2 separate regions of the Homo sapiens genome follow, and region 2 is linked to region 1. A link is a loop called in an ENCODE intact Hi-C map of the cell type or tissue named here. Cell type or tissue: heart left ventricle. All regions are shown on one strand.

Region 1 (8,000 bases):
AGCAATTCTCCTGCCCTAGCCTCCCTAGTAGCTGGGATTACAGGTGCCTGCCACCACACCCAGCTAATTTTTTGTATTTTTAGTAGAGATGGGGTTTCACCATGTTGGTCAGGCAGGTCTCGAACTCCTGACCTCAGCACAGAGTTATTAAAATCAAATGCAGTTGCCTACGCTTTGTCTGCTTTTGAAAAGTAAACTTAATGTTTCAGACTGAGGTGTATTTGTCATTGGGGTCCTATGTTCTGCACAGTTTGTAAATCTACTTCACCCAAAGTGATACAGTGATACTCAGGAGGGCTTAAAAAAGATTAAATCCTTCATTTGGAAACATCATGCCCAGTGAAAGGAACACAGGCCCTAAGGAGATGTGGCTGATTCTAGGGACCGGGACCAGTAAAATACAACATGAGCACAGAGCACTTTCTCATGCCAGGATGCAGTGGGCGGGGTTGGGGGGGGGGGTCCCACTGGCACAATATGAACCATTTGTAATCAAAAGAATAATGACCAGAAGAGAGTATAATACTCTGTCTATATATTTTTTAAGTCTCTGTGTTATGATTCTCAAAAGAGTAAAAGGGTGGCTGGGGGTGAGCTCTTTTACAGAAGAATGCCAGTTAATAAATATGGACAGAATGGGAGAATTAGCCAGGTCACCATTTTGGGATCCCGACTGTAAGTGGTTCCCACAAGCATTGTCAGTGGAAGCCAAAATCATAGAGTAATCATGCAGGAGACGAAGGTGCCCGCAGTGCCATGTCAGAAGTCACTGACTGATAACAGAGGCAAACGGGCCTTCAGAGCGGGCAGCTCTGGGGGCCACAATTGACCCTGTGGCCCAACTGATGTAGCTTTGCCATCCAGAAAGCAGCATGTCACGTCACGTGTGCTTTCTGAAGTGACCTCAGAAATGGTTAACCTGAATCCATCTGGACCTCTAGCAGTTTCAGAGGGGTAGAGGAACACGGGAGGGGGTGTCATGTGGAAACAGCAAGACAAATCCTGAATGTAGGATGTTCCACCAGGTACCTGGACTGGGTCCTTGAAAATGTTGACTATCATGGGGAAAAAATAGGGGCTGGCTTTTCCACTTTTAAAGAGGCTAAAGGGACATAGTCAAATTCAGTGGACCTTAGATTGGGGAAAAAAATCTATAAAAGACATTTTTGTGACAATTGGAGAGGTGTGATGTGTGCTATTTAGGGGGTACTATGAAATATTGCTGATTTGCCTGGGTTTGGCAGTGGTATTATGGCTGTGTAGGAGAGTGTTATTCTGAGGAGAAACGTGCAGAGAGCTAGAGGAATGAAGAGTTAGGGCATCTGCATGTTTTCAGGTGTGTTGCGTGCAGGTATAGGGTATGTAGATGTTTCCTATCCTACTATTGACTCTTCTGTATACTTGAAAAGTTAAAATAGGAAAGGGAAGATTAAGTCTTAAGCATGAACCACTAAAAACAACCCCAAAAGCAGTATTAAGTAGTAGTCAGTTAATTCTGTTTAAGAGACAAGAATGTAAAGCATGCATCTTTAGAAAATTGATGTTGGAGATATGGAAGAAATAGTTTCAGAACCTTCAGCTCTCTCGAACATTACAGTGGCAATGCATTCATTGCAATGTGTATTATAGCAGAAAACATTCTGAAGGAAGAGTCCCATTTCCTAGTGCTCATTTTTCAGTTCCTCGTCTCTCTCATAGTGCAGGAGATTTGTAGACAAATGTCTACAGGATTTAGACAGATGTCAGGAAAATTGTCTTTTGTTGATGTCTTAATTGGAATCCGATAGTTTGTCAGGGCATGATGCTTATAAAAGGAATAAAAGCTTTCTAAAATTCTTCAAAGAGTAGCCACTGGTACCTGTGTGTCACATCATATGCTGATGAGACATGACAGAAAATGCTCCTAAGTAGCCTTATAGCTGATCCTGAGGAGCTACTGTGACTGGGCTCTCACTGCACCTCTCAGCTGACTTCTGCCTACTGGGTCTGTGTCATCCCTTTTTACTCTGAGGCTACCAAGGTCTTAGGAAACTGGAGGTTGGAGCTTGAACTGAGTGATGGGAGGAAAAGACTTCCTGAAGTGCTGCCCACATCTCATGTATGTTCTCTTGGACCCAGTTGTATCCCTGCCATTCCCTGGAGGTTACCTGTTCATACGCAGACTTCTCTTTCCCTTATTTACCTCAATTGCAGTAGCTTGGCAACCTTTTAACTCTTGCTTTTTAAAAGGAAAATTATTTGGTTATCGTAGAAACATTTTGTGCAGCAAAGTGTTACACATATTTCTGTTCTGGCCTCAAATAATCATGGATTTCATTAAATACTAAACATTTTGCTGATTTTAATACAGTGCTTTAGTGTATTCTTATTTTCTTTTTGCATCTCTTATTTGCCTCGTTTATCTTAACATAAAGCATTTCCTTTGGTTAAGTAGATCCTTATATCTGCTTTTTCTTTTTGTATGACTCCTATTTAGGTTGGTGCTAAAGTAATGACGGTTTTTGCCATTACAATACCTGTAGACATAAAGGTCTAGCTTACTTTTTGCCATTTGCTACCCTGTGTTTAGTACTGGCATTTTGCTGACTGCTCATCAGCTTTTGATACGGTGTGCTTACGTGACAAGCTCTTTAAAGTGAAATCATAATCAGATTTGAGATTTAGAATTGAGGCGACTTGTCCTGTCTACAGTGAAACTGAGGCAGGACAACCTGGGGAGCTATGAATAGTAGGAAAATCCCAGTGAAAATCCAGCACTTCTAACTTCTACTCCTGGGCGCTTCATCACTTAGAGTTACCAGCAGTCTTGGTACCATTTGTTCATAGTTTTGCCAGCCCTCACAGGTACAGGTACAATTGTAGATACTGAAACTCTCACCAGCTGACATCTAATTTACCAGCTGATTTAATTTTATCTCATTGATGATTGAGAGGCTCTACTGATAGCCCAAAACCACTTTAGCTTAGGTGAAACATGAGCTGCGTTGGTAACTGAAGCCTGGCCCATCTCATTGACAACTTACTTACTGTACTGATTTAGTAAAATTACCCATCCTCTGTGTCCCCGAGTATGGTTTGCAGCATATCACAGGCAATGTGTGACATCTTCCAGGATATTGCATGCCTACCAAAATATAATCAGATTAAAGAACATGTTCAGTTCATATCTGACCTACGGCCCCATTGCACTGTTTAACATGATTTTGCAACAGAGATGTAACCATCTGCACATGTTATGCATCCCCTTATACCATTAGGGTTTATGCTGAGATCAAGTAAAATCATATCCTCTCATAGGGAGGGGACGGGACTTCTGTGAAGTAGCCTGAAGAAATTAACATCTTTATATGATCACATCTATAATACAGAATAATAAATGCCATGTACCTGTTGCTGTGTTTATTGCTTCTGCTGGCTGGGACTAGTGAGTGTCCCGATTTTAAGGACGTGTTTTGAAACTGGCTTGTCTGTCTTTCTGCCTCTCTTCTCAGCCAAGTGTCTTGCTAAAGTGGGCTGTGTTTGCCGAACTCACTCCCCCATTTTCCTTCCCTCGCTATGAGCTGGCTTTTTGGCCCTACCACTCACAGAAATTGTTCTGACAGAGGTAGCAGTGATGTCCGTGCTGCTAGGTGCAGAGGGCACCCTTTTCTTAAATTGCCAGAACTTCCGGCTTCCTTTGCCGCTTCTGCACCCTCCTTGGAAATCTTTCTCTTTGGCTTCACGGATAGTTCCTCTTCTGGCTTCCCCATAGCTTTCTTTTCCTCCTGGTGCCTGTTTGGCGTCCCTATGGCTTTGTTATGGGCCCTGTCCTCTTGTGGAAACCTCTTCTGAGCTCATGGCTTCGGCACATGCTTCTGCTCTGATGACCCCTTGACCTCCCTGGCTGGGCCTCACCTCTTTTGAGTTCCTGTCTACGTTTCCCAGTGACCACAGGCTCTTCCTACCCGCGTGGCCAAGAGGCAGCTCTGAAGCATTGTATTTTAAACGGGGCCTCTAGTTCTCTGCCAGATCTGCTCTTTTCCTGCATTCCACACCAGGCAGCAAACCCCGAAAGCCCCACAGCAGATGGCTGGGAGTTATCTTCCAGTCTTCAATTCCTTGCCATCCCCACCCACACCTTCCAGGCACCTCCTGATTTATAAATATTTCAAAGCCACTTCTGTGTCATTCCAGCTGCCATTTCCTGCTTCAGGCTTTCAGGCTTTTTTCTGATCTAATAGCAATATTTACTGAGAACCTTTACCACATGCAGTTCTGTTGGTTACCTGCAGTGAGATCAGTGGTGGCTGTGGGGTTTTGATGCTCATGAGGGTGAAATCGCAGAGTTCTGGGGCCCAGGTGTATTTGCATGAGGTGGCTTTGGTGAGAGCATAGCCTTCACCAGGATGTTTTTGGAGGTTTTTCTCCTAGTGTATTTTCCTAGATTCCTTTGTCAAAGGAATTTGGTCATAAACTGGCCCTTAAGTACTTTCTAAGAGAAGCCTTGTTCATGTGGATCACAATGACCTTAGACTTTGTGTGCGTTGTCAGTGCTGCCCTCTCCTGGGCATTGCTTCTGCATTCTTAATGCAAATATGTGAGTTATTCCTGGGTGTGGCTCCATGACTTGTTCCTTTCTGGAAGCTCTAGCCTTATCTCAGCCCTCATCTTGTTAAACCAGTTGTGCTGACCTTGCTTCTCTGACAGCAACCTGATAAAAGCCTGTAAAGTTGCCCACTTCAAGTCATTGAGCAATACAGGTAGCCAAGCAGTAGAGGTGGTTACAATAAATGGCTTAACATTCCCAGCATTTAGGTGGCTCCATTCAGATGGCGGAAGGCAGGTGGCACTTTCTGTTGTGGAGAATTTGAGGAGAGAGCTTTAAGTTCAAAAGGAATTTAAGAAAAGCCTAAGTTGGATCTATGAGGGCTCTGGAGGAGAGATTGAGATGTTCAGGGTGTTCCTTCGATTCATGAACCCGACTGACTTTTCACAGCAGGACCACCAGTTGCCAGATACTGAGACAACTGAGTCAAATGAATACAACAGCATCCCTGTTCTTCAGGGGACTGCAGGCAGGGGTGCTGTAATTTGTACGGGGGCGGGGGTGGACATGATCTGTTCTTCTATATTATCATCATTCATCTGCTAGAGACAACTCGATTTTCTTGGGAGCCAGGAAAAGGAAGTTGGCCAGTCGGATGTGCCTCACAGCAGAGCAAACGCATCCCAAATGAGCCACCGGAAGGGTTGGGGAGTCACTGAGGTGGAGGAGGAAGGGCTGAGGGTATTTCAGGCCAAGAGGACTCGGTGAGAGGCGGAGCACAGGTAAAAAGGCCTGCCAAGGGCAGATGGCGGCGAGCCCTGTGCCAGGCTAAGGAATTCACATTTTATCTCGTAGCCATCATACAGCCTGGCGAGCACACGATGTCTAGAAGGGTGGTGCTTCTGATGATGTGGACTGTTGGCGCTTAGACACTGGAGACTGGTAGAAGGCTGTTGCCATTGTCCAGATGAACGATAGAAGGACTGCATGAGTTTTCCACAAACTGGGGGGCCTAAAACAACAGGAGATTACTTTATCTCAGCTCTGGAGACAAGAAGTTGGAAGTCAGGATATCAGCAGGGCTGCGTTTTTCCTTGGCTTGTAGCTGCATCGCTCCGGTCTCAGCTTCTCTCCACGTGGCCTTCTCTTCTCTCCTTTTGTCTCTTATAAATAAGGACCCCTGCCATTGGATGTAGGGCCCACCGGGATAATACAGAGTGCCACATCTCCAGATCCTTCACTTAATCACATCTGCAAAGGTCTTTTTTCCAAATAAGGTCCGATTCTCGGGCCCTAGGGATTAGGACGTGGACATATATTTTTGGGAGCCACCCTTCAACTGACTACAAGGACCCACAGGGTTGGAATGAAAGGAAGAAAAGTGGCTGATTCAGAGGCCGTTCAGCTGACAGCTGGGCATAGAGGGATGGGAGGGAGAAGGCAGGTGAATAGCAGTGACTTGTCCTGAAGTCGAAATTAGAGGAAGCTGTGAGGCCTGAAAATAGGGATGAGTTCCATTTTAGGCATTTGGACATGTTGAGTTTCAGGAAACTGAAAGACTGGGCACCTCTTAGGTTGACAGCATTGATGGAAACAACCATGATTTCCCATTTAAGACAAACAAAACTCTTGGTGCCGTTAACCCATGAAGAAAACTGACATAGGTGGCCATCGACCTACACTCGTCTTTGAACAGCTACAGTACCTAGAAGCCATTTTAGTTTTTACTTTTATTATTATTATTTTTTGAGACAGAGTCTCATTCTGTTGTCCAGGCTAGAATGCAATGGCACAATCTCAGCTCATTGCAACCTCTGCCTCCCAGGCTCAAGTGATCCTCCTGCCTCAGCCTCCCAAGTAGCTGGGACTACTGGTGTGCACCACTGCACCCGGCTAATTGCTGTATTTTTAGTAGAGACGGGGTTTTGCCATGTTGCCCAGGCTGGTCTCGAGCCGTGCACCCGGCTAATTTTTGTATTTTTAGTAGAGATGGGGTTTTGCCATGTTGCCCAAGCTGGTCTCAAACTCCTGGACTCAAGTGATCCACCTGCCTCGGCCTCCTAAAGTGCTGGGATTACAGGTATGAGCCACTGTGCCTGGCCCCTGGAAGCCATTTTAAACTTATTTCTAAGTCCCCTTCCTCAGAGAGAATACATGCACACACACAGTTGGATAATTAGCCTAGGAAGGGTCTGGAAATTTAGCCATATGCCCACCATGTTTTGTCCTCCTCCTCCTTTTGTGTGTGTGTGTGTGTGTGTGTAGTATGTGCATCTCTGATACAAAGGGAGCAGCTCTGGATCCCTAGTCATTCTCCAATCAGCCTCCGAATTCCCCCTAACCCTGCATCAAAACCTGAATCCCCCCAACCCTGTGTGAAAGCCTGCCACTTCAGGCTTAATCTTTGTTGACACGTAAGGGTGCCGAACTCACAACTTTGAAGTCCTTTTATTCTACTCCCTTCTCCTTTTCTCATCCCAGCTGGGTTGTAAATGTCAGGGAGAAGTAGAGGGCCCAGTCCTCCTTCCTGGGGTAGGGAGATTATTTAACCATGGGATGCACCATGATTTCCAAACACAGTTGATTTTCCAGAGAAGGGAGTGAAAAGAAAAGTGCTTTGGAATAACCTTTGGACTCCACGCACCATGCCGGGGATAAACATGGAAAATAACCATTTGTTGGGCGGTGCTCCGTGTCACATATTCTAGTATGTAGTTTTATACCCAGCCATTGCCCTTACCCTTTCGATTTTTGTTAGAGCGGGACGGTGCCCTGCATGCTGTGTGCTGTCTGAGTATGACATTTCTAGTAGTAAGGAAGGTTAGGATGGCTCTTTCCTTTGCCTTCATTAAAGTTCTCTTGCCCAGATGTGAGATCTTTAAAAGGTCAGTGTTTTTGAATAAGGAATGAAATCATATTCTAAGATAAAAGTTCAGAGAGTTATACAATAAAATAATAAATTAGTAAATGGCACTTCCCTGAGAGGCGATGGTCACTGGTCACTGTTGTTGCATCCCATTCCTCTTGCCTTCAGGGAATATCCCCTCAGGTATGAGAATGCTCAGGGCTCAAAGACAGAGAAGAGCTGTACGTCACACTGTTGGGGCTGGCAGCAAAATGCTGAGCAACCTTGGGCTCTACAACATGTCCTCCATGGAGGTCAGGCTCTAGGCCTGTTCTGTTGACTGCTGGAGTCTCAACATTCAGAACACGGGTCCAACATGGCATGTGTATTGACAGAGAAGCTTCAGGTAATTTTTATGTCCTTGAATGAATGGGCACATGTTACATGACAGAGCAGGGACTAGATGGAGCCAATATATTAGATCCCCTTCTCTCCACACCTCATTTTCTATATAGTGCAGCCAGTATGAGAATATAAAATGGAAAGGAAGAAGGCATATCATTTTGTATGTGCTCTATGATCTTTAAATGTTATTAAATGTTGGTAATGAAATGCTGTGGTATAACTAAT
Region 2 (8,000 bases), 450 kb before region 1:
AAATGCCCACAAGAGAAAGCAGGAAAGATCCAAAATTGACACCCTAACATCACAATTAAAAGAACTAGAAAAGCAAGAGCAAACTCATTCAAAAGCTAGCAGAAGGCAAGAAATAACTAAAAACAGAGCAGAACTGAAGGAAATAGAGACACAAAAAACCCTTCAAAAAATTAATGAATCCAGGAGCTGGTTTTTTGAAAGGATCAACAAAATTGATAGACCGCTAGCAAGACTAATAAAGAAAAAAAGAGAGAAGAATCAAATAGACTCAATAAAAAATGACAAAGGGGATATCACCACCGATCCCACAGAAATACAAACTACCATCAGAGATTACTACAAACACCTCTACGCAAATAAACTAGAAAATCTAGAAGAAATGGATAAATTCCTCGACACATACACTCTCCCAAGACTAAACCAGGAAGAAGTTGAATCTCTGAATAGACCAATAACAGGAGCTGAAATTGTGGCAATAATCAATAGCTTACCAACCAAAAAGAGTCCAGGACCAGATGGATTCACAGCTGAATTCTACCAGAGGTACAAGGAGGAACTGGTACCATTCCTTCTGAAACTATTCCAATCAATAGAAAAAGAGGGAATCCTCCCTAACTCATTTTATGAGGCCAGCATCATCCTGATACCAAAGCCGGGCAGAGACACAACCAAAAAAGAGAATTTTAGACCAATATCCTTGATGAACATTGATGCAAAAATCCTCAATAAAATACTGGCAAACCAAATCCAGCAGCACATCAAAAAGCTTATCCACCATGATCAAGTGGGCTTCATCCCTGGGATGCAAGGCTGGTTCAATATACGCAAATCAATAAATGTAATCCAGCATATAAACAGAACCAAAGACAAAAACCACATGATTATCTCAGTAGATGCAGAAAAGGCCTTTGACAAAATTCAACAACCCTTCATGCTAAGAACTCTCAATAAATTAGGTATTGATGGGACGTATCTCAAAATAATAAGAGCTATCTATGACAAACCCACAGCCAATATCATACTGAATGGGCAAAAACTGGAATCATTCCCTTTGAAAACCAGCACAAGACAGGGATGCCCTCTCTCACCACTCCTATTCAACATAGTGTTGGAAGTTCTGGCCAGGGCAATTAGGCAGGAGAAGGAAATAAAGGGTATTCAATTAGGAAAAGAGGAAGTCAAATTGTCCCTGTTTGCAGACGACATGATTGTATATCTAGAAAACCCCATTGTCTCAGCCCAAAATCTCCTTAAGCTGATAAGCAACTTCAGCAAAGTCTCAGGATACAAAATCAATGTACAAAAATCACAAGCATTCTTATACACCAATAACAGACAAACAGAGAGCCAAATCATGAGTGAACTCCCATTCACAATTGCTTCAAAGAGAATAAAATACCTAGGAATCCACCTTACAAGGGATGTGAAGGACCTCTTCAAGGAGAACTACAAACCACTGCTCAAGGAAATAAAAGAGGATACAAACAAATGGAAGAACATTCCATGCTCATGGGTAGGAAGAATCAATATCGTGAAAATGGCCATACTGCCCAAGGTAATTGATAGATTCAATGCCATCCCCATCAAGCTACCAATGACTTTCTTCACAGAACTGGAAAAAACTACTTTAAAGTTCATATGGAACCAAAAAAGAGCCCGCATCGCCAAGTCAATCCTAAGCAAAAAGAACAAAGCTGGAGGCATCACACTACCTGACTTCAAACTATACTACAAGGCTACAGTAACCAAAACAGCATGGTACTGGTACCAAAACAGAGATATAGATCAATGGAACAGAACAGAGCCCTCAGAAATAACACCGTATATCTACAACTATCTGATCTTTGACAAACCTGAGAAAAACAAGCAATGGGGAAAGGATTCCCTATTTAATAAATGGTGCTGGGAAAACTGGCTAGCCGTATGTAGAAAGCTGAAACTGGATCCCTTCCTTTCACCTTATACAAAAATCAATTCAAGATGGTTTAAAGACTTAAATGGTAAACCTAAAACCATAAAAACCCTAGAAGAAAACCTAGGCATTACCATTCAGGACATAGGCATGGGCAAGGACTTCATGTCTAAAACACCAAAAGCGATGGCAACAAAAGCCAAAATTGACAAATGGGATCTAATTAAACTAAAGAGCTTCTGCACAGCAAAAGAAACTATCATCAGAGTGAACAGGCAACCCACAAAATGGGAGAAAATTTTCGCAACCTACTCATCTGACAAAGGGCTAATATCCAGAATCTACAATGAACTCAAACAAATTTACAAGAAAAAAACAAACAACCCCATCAAAAAGTGGGCAAAGGACATGAACAGACACTTCTCAAAAGAAGACATTTATGCAGCCAAAAAACACATGAAAAAATGCTCACCATCACTGGCCATTAGAGAAATGCAAATCAAAACCACAATGAGATACCATCTCACACCAGTTAGAATGGCAATCATTACAAAGTCAGGAAACAACAGGTGCTGGAGAGGATGTGGAGAAATAGGAACACTTTTACACTGTTGGCGGGACTGTAAACTAGTTCAACCATTGTGGAAGTCAGTGTGGCGATTCCTCAGGGATCCAGAACTAGAAATACCATTTGACCCAGCCATCCCATTACTGGGTATATACCCAAAGGACTATAAATCATGCTGGTATAAAGACACATGCACACGTATGTTTATTGCGGCACTATTCACAATAGCAAAGACTTGGAACCAACCCAAATGTCCAACAATGATAGACTGGATTAATAAAATGTGGCACATATACACCATTGAATACTATGCAACCATAAAAAATGATGAGTTCATGTCCTTTGTAGGGACATGGATGAAATTGGAAATCATCATTCTCAGTAAACTATCGCAAGAACAAAAAACCAAACACCGCATATTCTCACTCATAGGTGGGAATTGAACAATGAGAACACATGGACACAGGAAGGGGAACATCACACTCTGGGGACTGTTGTGGGGTGGGGCGGGGGGGGGAGGGATAGCATTGGGAGATATACCTAATGCTAGATGACGAGTTAGTGGGTGCAGCGCACCAGCATGGCACATGTATACATATGTAACTAACCTGCACATTGTGCACATGTACCCTAAAACTTAAAGTATAAATAATTAAAAAAAAAAAAAAAAAGAAAATCAGCCACTCATAATGCATGCTCCAAGACTGCATAAGGAAAGATGAAACACAAGCAAGCATTGGTCTTTTAAGTGCAATACGAGAGCCAGGAGCTGAGGCAGCATGGCCAAGATCATAGGCTCTTACTATGACAACATGTAATTCAGAGGCCCCCTGTGAAGGGAGATGTCATAGGCAACTGCTGGAAATTTAATTGGTGTCTGGGACTTTATGAGTGACAGCTCCTTATTTGTGTTACCCAGAGAAGAGGAGGAAAAACACACTAACCAGCATCCTTTCAAAAGCAAGTCTCAAAGACCCAACTGCAGCTTACATGCAAACAGCATTTTTTAGAGGTGACACCAGACATTGACACCACACATGTTAGAAACAAACCCAGGCTGGGCGTGGTGGCTCATGCCCGTAATCCCAGCACTTTGGGAGGCCAAGGTGGGTGGATTACCTGGGTCAGGAGTTTGAGACCAGCCTGGCCAACATGGTGAAACCCCGTCTCTACTAAAAATACAAAAATCAGACGGGTGTGGTGGTAGGCACCTGTAATCCCAGCTATTTGAGAGGCTGAGGCATGAGAATCGCTTGAACCCGGGAGGGGGAGGTTGCAGTGAGCCGAGATAGCACCACTGCACTCCCGCCTGGGTGACACAGTGAGATTCTATCTCAAAAAAAAAAAAAAAAAAAAAAAGGAAAGAAAAGAAAAGAAAGAAACAAACTCAGGCTTAAGGCTGAGTGGCAAAAACAGCTGCTTGTATTGCTATTGTGCACTCAAGCCTCTTGCCTCAATGAAACTTGAGTGTTTTCATTTAGAACTTTTGAATTACAGTTTCTGGCCTTATGGCATGTTTCATCTGGGCCACTTCCAAATGGACCCTCTGGCATGGTTATATCCAACGATAGAGAGATGTTCAGTTTAAAAATAATTACCTAAATCATCTCTGCCACTTTGATTTAGTTTGAGGGGTGGCTGATTTTGTTTTCTTGCTCACTGTGAAAATTTTACTCATGGTAACATTACTTTGACTTTTAAATTGAACTTATAGACAACAAAATGCAAATTTAGAGTATATAGTTTTGGGGTTTTGTTTCTGACACCTGTGTTGAATCAAATTTGACAATGTAACTTTTCCTGAGTTGAACCAACCACAAAAATTTAGTGTTTGCTTGAGATAAGAGAACAGAAGAACTGAATGTATTGGGAATCTTCTGAATCTAGTTGGAGAACATTGTACTGTCAGTAGTTTCCATACTCACCCACTAGGAGGAAGACTCGAGCATGTTATGCAGCCAGATCTGTGAAACAACTTCTTGTCTTCATTCAGCTTGGCTTAATGACTTCATCTTGAGATGTTTCCTAATTTCTTAAAAATAGTTTCTTACAGGGAACAAAAAGAAAAATAGGTAATTTAAACTACTTCAAACGTAAAAACATCTGTGCAGCAAATAATATAATTAACACAGTGAAAAAGCAACCTATGGAACAGGAGAAAAGAATTGCAAATCAGATATCTGATAAGGGGTTACTCTCCAGGATACCAAACAAACAAACAAACAAACAAACAAACAAACAAAAACTCTTGCAATTTAACCACAGCAACAACAAAATATTCTGATTTTAAAACGCACAAAGGCCTGGAATAGACATTTCTCCAAAGATGACATGAAAATGGCCAACAAGCTTAGGGGAAGATACTCAACATCACCAGTCATTAGGGAAATCCAAATCAAGACCACAATGAGATATCATCTCATACCCATAAGAATGGCTACTGTTTAAACCAAACAAACAAACAACAGAAAATAAGTGTTGGGAAGGATGTGGAAATATTGGAACCCTTCTGCACAGTTGGTGGGAATGTAAAACCCTTCTGCACTGTTGGTGGGAATGGTGTAGTTGCTACTGTTTAATGGAGGTTCCTCCAAAAATTAAAAGTTGAATTATCATATGATCCAGCAATTCCATATCTGAGCGTGTGTTCAAAAGAACTGAAATCAGAGTCCTGAAAAAGTATCAGTGTTCCCATGTTCATAGCAGCATTGTTCACAATAGTCAGGAAGTGGAAACAACTCAAGTATTCATTGACAGATGAATGGATAAAGAAAATATAATGTATACACACAAAGAAATATTATTCATACTTAAAAAGGAAGAAAATTCTGACACATGCTACTACATGGATGAACCTTGAGGACATTATGCTAAATGAAATGAACCAGTCACAAAAAGACAACTACATCATGATTCAATTTACATAAGATATCTAGAGTCATCAAATTCATAAAAACAGAAAATAGAATGGTAGTGTCCAGGGGTTGGGAAAAGAGATTGGATAATTATTGCTTTGGGTAAAGAATTTCAGTTTTGTAACATAAAAAAGTTGTAGAGATTGGTTGCACAATAATATGTCTACACTTAACACTACTGAACTGTTAAGATGGAAAATTTTACATGTATTTTACCACAATTAAAACTGTTTAAATTTAAAAATAGTTTCAACCTAGCACAGTGGCTTATCCCTGCTATCTCAGTACTTTGTGAGGCTGAGGCAGGAGGATTGCTTGAGGCCAAGAGTTCGAGACCAACCTGGACAAGATGGCAAGATCCCTGACTCTATAAAAATTTTAAAAATTAGCAAAGTGTGGTGGCACATGCCTGTGATCCCAGCTACTCAGGAGGCTATGGTGGGAGGATCCCTTGAGCTTGGGAAGTCGAGGCTGCAGTGAGCTGTGATCATGCCACTATACTCCAGCCTGGGTAACAGAGCAAGACCCTGTCTCAAAAAAAGAAAAAAAAAATCGAACATCAAGAGATTTGCCCTTTTTTCCCCTTTCAATCAAAAACTTCTAAGCCACGTGTAGAATGCCATGTGTATCTACCTAAAACTAAATTGGGCCACTTTAATCAAACATAATGATTGAACAGTTCAAAAAACTGCCGAATTTTTGGAAAGATTTTCAAGCCAGACAGAAATGTTGGGATTTGATGTTACATTCCTAAAGCTACCTTTATCATTCCTTCTTTTGAACATCATGCGTAGACTTCTTGTAATGTTTAGCTTCAAAATACCAAAGTGCCATTTATAAACTGTGGATGTTAGCCCACAAGCCTTCAGTTAAAATAAGCATTAAAGTTTTATGTTTTCTAAGCTTTTTTAATTGATGATACAAATGAATGGGGGAGGGGTGGTGGTGAAGTGTGTGTTATCTGTCTGATGCTTAAATAAATATTTCAGTTTCAGAAAGCTAACATTTTTAAAGAGGCCTTGTAAAATAACATTATTTGGTGTCATCAACAAACACTGGTCAATCAATCTTGGGTATCTTGGTAGCTACCAATAAACAAACAAAAAAAGACATCCTATTTTTTGTCTTCATACACATATACAAAATTAACCCTGGGAAATAAAATAACAAGAAATTCCACATGCTTATGTCAGAATGTGTAAGTGTCATAGCACAAAATATAAATGCTATCATATCTAACCCAGTACCTCTTTTCTAAGAGGTGGATCCAGGAAGAGCTTACTGGAGTGTCCAGGACCCCAAACATGTGGTGGAGCAAGAATCTTGGGGCTAAAAAACAAGCTGGCAAGGCAAAGGTCACTAAGTGTGCAGGTGAGACACACAGACACTGGAACCAACTGATGTTGCCAGGTTAAGTGCCGTTGCTGGAGTGAAGGAGACAGCAATAGCAACCTTACAAGATGTAGTAAGTTCTTTCTCACCTCTTCCTGTCCGCCAATATCTTCTAGGTCCCCCTATTGGTAGCACTAAATATAGAGTCAACTGACAAAGGAGAAAGACATTTGCCCCATCATCACCGTGGAGAATATAGATGGTGGATTTGGAACTGAGAGATAAATGCTTAATAACTAGCACAGGAACCCTCTTGAATTTTTTACAATCCATTCTCAATGGGTATTATACGCTCTGCACACCACAAAAGAATGATTCCTTGCTGACTGGCATACAGAAGTGCCTAGCTTTGGTTTATCCTGAAAGTCCAAAGAATAAACCTCTGCACTGAGAAACAGCAAAGTAGGAATCTGTGAAACTCTTGCCTGAGTTTCCTGCCTGTCATCTTATCCTATGGAATTCAGACGTGCCAGACCCCCAATTACATGAATCAAGTCATTAAAGTAAATTTTTCTCTTTCTCACTCTTTTTCAATAGATTAGATAGATAGATAGATGATAGATAGATAGATAGATAGATAGATAGATAGATAGATACAGTGAGTGAGCTATCATTTGAATGCTTGTGTTCCTTCAAAATTTATGTTGAAACAACACTATTCCAATGCAATAGTATTAAGAGGTGGGGTATTTAGAAGGTGATTAGGTCATGAGCACTTATGAGGGATTAAAGGCTTTATAAAAGAGACTTCACACAGCATTTGACACTATTGCCCTTGCATCCCTTCCACCATGTGAAGACACAGTGTTTGTCCCTTCCAGAGAGTGCAGCAATAGGAAGCCACTTTGGAAGCAAATAGCAGCCTTCACATAACACCAAACCTGCTAGCACCTTGATCTTGGACTTCCCAGCCTCCAGAAGTGTGAGAAAAAAATATATTGTTTATAATTATATATGGTATTCTGTAATAGCAGCACAAATGGACTAAGATATGTAGATTATATATGACAGATAGATAGATAGATAGATAGATAGATAGATAGATAGATAGATAGAGTTCTTTGGCATATCCTATTGTTTGAAGAACCCCAATTAATACAGTTCTTTACCTGTGCAGGAAATCAATGGTCAGGAAGCAGAAACCTGAGCTGCAGAGACAATAGTGGCAACATCTTATGTCATACTCTCCCTGGGAGAGATAATGCTGCTTTTT

What was found. Peaks named below come from ENCODE experiments on the same cell type or tissue, not always from the same donor. Only the 100,000 strongest peaks of a DNase experiment are listed, where the experiment ranks them.
Region 2: a loop joins it to region 1, with 4 times the contacts of the local background. A loop is called at or near these places in 10 of 110 quality-filtered maps.

The regions. Positions count from the first base shown.
Region 1 is chrX:7,129,159-7,137,158 of GRCh38, reverse strand. The region is part of intron 1 of PUDP (pseudouridine 5'-phosphatase); the gene reads left to right. Among named protein-coding and RNA genes, the nearest start is that of STS, 15 kb to the left of the region's middle. In heart left ventricle, a CTCF peak has its summit at 4,551 (motif pointing left); no DNase peak of the experiment used is centred here; H3K27ac peaks cover 1,266 bases.
Region 2 is chrX:7,582,733-7,590,732 of GRCh38, reverse strand. No RefSeq gene overlaps it. Among named protein-coding and RNA genes, the nearest start is that of VCX, 260 kb to the left of the region's middle. In heart left ventricle, a CTCF peak has its summit at 4,431; no DNase peak of the experiment used is centred here.